Linked DNA regions of Homo sapiens: region 1 is linked to region 2. A link is a loop called in an ENCODE intact Hi-C map of the cell type or tissue named here. Cell type or tissue: dorsolateral prefrontal cortex. All regions are shown on one strand. Each heading gives the region's core, and the rest is flanking DNA. Links, peaks and the distances in the headings are about the cores only. Region 1 overlaps LOC124902328 (a long non-coding RNA gene). Region 2 overlaps TLE4 (TLE family member 4, transcriptional corepressor).

Evidence for each region. Hi-C counts contacts between places; a loop is a spot of excess contacts. Peaks named below come from ENCODE experiments on the same cell type or tissue, not always from the same donor. Only the 100,000 strongest peaks of a DNase experiment are listed, where the experiment ranks them.
Region 1: a loop joins it to region 2, with 3 times the contacts of the local background. A loop is called at or near these places in 4 of 110 quality-filtered maps.

The regions. Positions count from the first base shown.
Region 1 is chr9:79,470,642-79,473,452 of GRCh38, reverse strand. All of the region lies in intron 1 of LOC124902328 (a long non-coding RNA gene), which reads left to right. Among named protein-coding and RNA genes, the nearest start is that of LNCARSR, 96 kb to the left of the region's middle. In dorsolateral prefrontal cortex, for the core only: a CTCF peak has its summit at 1,692 (motif pointing left); a DNase peak (open chromatin) is centred at 1,652.
Region 2 is chr9:79,683,707-79,686,517 of GRCh38, reverse strand. The region is part of intron 8 of TLE4 (TLE family member 4, transcriptional corepressor); the gene reads right to left. Among named protein-coding and RNA genes, the nearest start is that of TLE4, 110 kb to the right of the region's middle. In dorsolateral prefrontal cortex, for the core only: no CTCF peak of the experiment used is centred there; no DNase peak of the experiment used is centred there.

The DNA of each region.
Region 1 (2,811 bases), core at 228-2,727, 210 kb after region 2:
GATACATGTGCAGAATGTGCAGGTTTTTTACATAGGTATACATGTGCCATGGTGGTTTGCTGCACCTATCAACCCGTCATCTAGGCTTTAAGCCCTGCATGCATTAGGTATTTGTCCTAATGCTCTCCCTCCCCTTATCCCCCCACCCCCCGGAAAGGCCCCGGTGTGTGATGATTCCCTCCCCGTGTCCATGTATTCTCATTGTTCAACTCCTATCTAGCATGCAATTTATCAGTTAGCATTGAGATGTTCTTCTAGAGATGTTCTCCCCAGGCTATTGAGTGATGCCCTGACAGTAGGAACCTGAGAGACTTCTTCCCATCAGCAGAGGACCAAGAGGAAAGCAGATTCTCTATAAACCCACACACAAACCAATGGTGAAAGATGGCTCTTAGAGAAGTTATCCATAGTTTGCTTCTTATAGTTTATATTTATTGGTGCAAATGTCCTTCTTCGTCTCTCACAACGTGATAGCTAAGAAAACATAGCTTAATCAATAGCTTTCAAACCAAAGAATATGGGAACAATCTGACAGAATAGGACCTGCATTGTTTCTTCTGACTCTGAACACGTGTCCTGTGGTCAAAGGAATGAAGAGGGTGTTATAGAGCCCAGTAAATAAAAATCTCTGATATGCTTTAATAATCACAAAGCTTTATTTTAGCTACTTAAGTCCCTTATCAATTTTTTTAAAAAATGCATCTTAGCCTTCCTGTTGATTTGATCAATGAGAAAAGAAGAAGGAGGAGAAAAGGAATAAATAGTAACTTATTATGATTCAGGAGGATTATATATACATTATGATATTTAAGCCTCAGGACAATCTGAGAAGTAAGTCTCATTATCTCCTATCACAGAGAACTAAACAGGATCATAGAAGTTAAGTAACTCAAAATCACACAGAGAATGAAAGAAGGAATTGGCAGTAGAACACAGGTCTCCTAATGTCTGGGCCAATTTTCCTTCCACTGGACAGTGTTTCCTAAGATTAGAAGATTTGTAATTGTGACTTGGTTATGTAGCCTTTAAATATAAAGGCCTCATATCCTCTTCTGACAGATACCTGAAGAAACTGCTTCTGTGGGTTGCAAAGCCACTGAAGTACATCAAACAAAAATGAGTTGGTAGCGAGTACTCTTTGCTTTCGAGAACACATCTATACACCTTCCTTCTTGCTCTGGTGACAGTTTTCATCTCCAGCACATTTCACAGATTTGATCACTTACTTGAATCTGTTGCATAAGAGATCACACACACAAAAAAGCTCCCTATTATTCCCAAAGACCATAAATTTGTTGTGGTGAAAGCCTGCATAGCAAAGCAGATGGCCTCTCAGCAGACAGTGAGGTGAGTGTTAGCTTCAGTTTCCCTGGAGAAGGGAGGTTGCACATAGGGTTATATTTTATGCAGGGGGAGGTAAAGGGGAGAGTAACCCTGTCTCCATCAGGAGAATGAGTGAGCCCTTGAATCTCACTGGGTGATCTAAATAGAAGCCAGGCTCTGAAGTTGACAGTATAAACTGGAACACAAGTATGGTACAACTAGTGCCAGATTTTCTTTTTATAGTTTTAAAATTTTGGACAAAAATATAGATGTAGCAAACAGGCTACACTGAGCCCAAAAGGGCTGGCATCCTCCCAAGGGGGCATGAACATTTCACTGTAGTGAGTCTAACAGAGACATCTACTGGCTGAGCCCTGGACTTCCAGTGCAGGCTCTGTTGGCCCTTGTGATTGACTAATGCTCTCCATCTCTGACAAGCTTGTAAATAAATGAAAATAATAATAATAATTACATTTGTTCATACAGAATGACTAATTGCACACTTAGCATGTGTGCAAATAAGCAAATATTCACAGAGGTCCAGGTAGATAGGGTGGGTAAAGAATCACCCATTCACATGTTTATTTTTAAAAATGTCTTTACTACGTCTGACCAAGGAATGGTAAAGGCATCTTAGTTCTCCTATCTAAAAGAAGTCAGGAGTTCAAATTCAACCAAAGAACATCATGAATTACCATTTTTTTGACCACTAGATTAAAAGAATTGCGATATAGATAAAAAATATTAATTCCAGCATGATAAATCCTGTGATAAACTCAGAAGTGCCCCATTGGTAGAATATTTTCATATAAAGTACCAATTTATGGGGCAAATTTAAGGCACTGATGGATCTGTATTGGGGGAGGAACAGTTCCCATGAGCAGAACCCACCAGATAATCCTGTCTTCTGGCATCTGTGCTATGTGTCTGCTCCCTTGCTGCCTCTGGCGGGATTAGGTAACTATCTGCAACATTAGGACTGGGCCCCTATTAATCAGCATGAACAAACTTCCTGCTCTTAACTGGGAGGAATCATGAATTGGAGGACTAAATATAGGCAAACAAATCCAATAACGAAACCCTCATAGCCTAGACATAAGCAAATATAAATCCCTCTTGTGTTATTATAATGCCTACCAACCTAATTGAGAACACATTCATTTTAAGCTAAATAAATTACTGCTACAATTATGTAACCTTGAGGTCACCTCCTTTAGGAGACGGCCAACACTTGTATTAACTATTCCACGCTTTACTGTAAGTGGCCTCAGCCAATCAATGCCAGATAAATGCTGTTAAAATATGCATTTAATTAACCCAGTCCTTCATTTATTTGCTATTTTAGCCTAGGGATGAAGAAAGTGAAGTTAAATTGTGTGCATTCTGAAACAAGACTTCAGAATGGAGAGCTTTTTCTTTCTAGTCAAGGCACTCTCTTCCTTATTAATCTGGGGAAGAGAGAGCATTCCTCAGACTTTAACAGAATAG
Region 2 (2,811 bases), core at 10-2,509:
CAGGGCCAACTTGATTCCCGGATGACCTCATCTTAACTCGATGACATCTGCCAAGACCCTATTTCTAAATAAAGTCACAGTCACAGGTACCGGGGATCAGAATTTTATTACATCTTTTTGAGACACAATTCAACCCCGAAGAGAAACCAACATTACAGATGTTTTGATAATGTTTAGAAACTGGTTGTTGGTTCAAAGCTTTTAAAAAAGTTTTAAAAAGATTAATATGCCTAAATAATATGACTGATATATAAACTTTCTAAATTACAGTCATCCTTAGGTATCCATGGGCGTTTGGTTCCAGGACACTCCTCCCTCTCCCCTGCAGATACCAAAATCAGAGGGCACACAAGTCCCTGATATAAAATGATATAGTATCTGCATATAACCTAGACACATCCTCCTGTATATTTTAAATCATCTCTAGTTTATAATGCCTATTTATAGTATTACTTATACCTCTTTATAACTAAATCATCTCTATTATTTATAATATAATGTACATGCTGTATTTTTATTTGAACTTTTTATTGTATTTTTTTTCCAAATACTTTCAATCTGTGGTTAGTTGAAGCTGAGGATGTGGAACCCAGGAATATAGAGGGCCATCTGTACTTGGGAGTCAATTTGTGAATCACTAATGTCTCAATTATGAAGTTACTTCTGACGTGAAAATACCTTCTGGGTAAGTAATAAGCAAACTCAAGACATTTTTAATACAAGACAAAGTAGCTAAAAAACAAAAATCATGCACTCTTACATACTAATATCCTGCCAAGTAGTTAAGTGGGATAAGTGATGTTCAGACATATGACCTTCTGTTCAATCCAAATGAGTTATCTTTAGATATTTTGTGATGACTATCTTGTGATAATAAAATCCATGTTTTGTTTTGCTTTAGGAAAGGCTTGAATAATCCCCCTAGAGTAGTATTCTGGTGAACACTGTTAAATTATATAATTCACCAGGTTCAATTCTGTTACTACAATCACTTTCAAAGAAGATGGTTATAATACATTATCATTACAGCTATACAATCCAAGCTGAATTTTCCTTGGCTGAATTCCTAACATTTTAATGCTGAAATTGATCTGTTTTAAAAACATCATGTGAGGGGTTTTTAAATACCACACATGCCCAAGCTCTTTATTTTAAATGCTTTAGAAATGAGCTTGCATAAACAGAAAAAAAAATCTGTTCTAATCTAGCATTAAGCATATTTTAAAGAACAACGGGCATGTTTTCAAACAAACTATTGCAGTATACAAATTACCCAGCAGGAATGAGGGTAACAATGCTTCTTATATGGGTTTAGAACCCAGGGAAAGCTGACATTTCATCAAAGTCGTCTTGGAAACAATACTCTTTGTGTTATTTCAAACACAAGAGGTGTGTATTTGGGCGTGGGCTATTTCTCATGAAGCAGTCAGATGGTAAGGCTGCCACGGTTCTAGTGCAGCTATGAGAAATGAGAAGGGAAGCACTGAAATTACCAAGCCGTTCGCATGCACACGGGCCCAACCATGACGCATGTGCCAGGCTACAAGCCAGTCACCACTTGGGCAGACTTTCCTTTACCTCTAAAACTACTGTGTTAGACTGACTGCAATATTGGCTGCAATTTTTCACACCTCCCTGTATCCACATTTGGTAGGGCTCTGTCACTGATGCTAGACTCAGCCATATGACTTGCTTTGGCCAATGGCACAGTAGCACACATGATGCAAAGAGAGGCTCTCCTAGACTCTGGACTAGTGCCAAAAGAACAAGCCTTGGCTAGCCTGCTAGAGGGATACCATAGATACATGAGGGAGAGCCTGGTCAGTTGAGCTGAAGACGTTCTAGACCAGCAGTCCCCAATCTTTTTGGCACCAAGGAATGGCTTCATGGAAGACAATTTTTCCATGGACGGAGGTGGGGTGGCGGTAGTGGTTTGGTTTTGGGATGAAACTGTTCCACTTCAGATCATCAGGCAATAGTTAAGATTCTCATAAGAAGTGTACAACCTAGATCCCTGCATTGCACAGTTCACAATAGATCCCTGCATTGCACAGTTCACAATAGAGTATGCATGCCTATGAGAATCTAATGCCACTGCTGATGTGACAGGAGGTGGAGCTCAGGTGGTAATGCTCACTCAGCCGCCACTCACCTCCTGCTGTGCAGCCTGGGTTCTAACAGGACACAGGTCAGTACCGGTCTATGGCCTGGGGTTTGGGGATCCCTGTTCTAGACCACCCAGCTGACTGCAGACATATAAGCAAATTCAAGCCCAGCCTAGAGAGAAAAGCTTCCACCGCAGCCAACACAGAGACCAATCAGATGTAGCAAATGCTTTCGATTTCATACCAGTATGGTTTAGAGGAAGTTCTTAGGTAGTAATTGTTAACTAATATAACCATTTAATTGAGGATATGCATTATAGGAATAAATACTCCTTCTCATTTTTAAGACATCCATATTAGAAATAGATGAAAATAATGTAAATTAAAAAGCAACCTCATTCCTTTTGGTTCTCAGGCTTTCTATGGAATTATGGTTTGTGATATCTTAAGAAATGAGTCAGTATATGTATAAATGATAAACTGTCGTCATAAGTTCATTACAGCTTCACCAATACCATTTCTGCACGTTTCATCATTGTACATGCCCTCCACAAAACTTTATTTGGATAGTATTATTACTGCCATGTTAATGAGCAAACAGAACTCCTGTGAGATTAGGTGACTGCTTAAGGTCACAAAGCTAGAGGAGTCAAGCTAGTATTAGAATGTAATATTTCTGACTCTAGGTCTCAACTGATTTTTACTA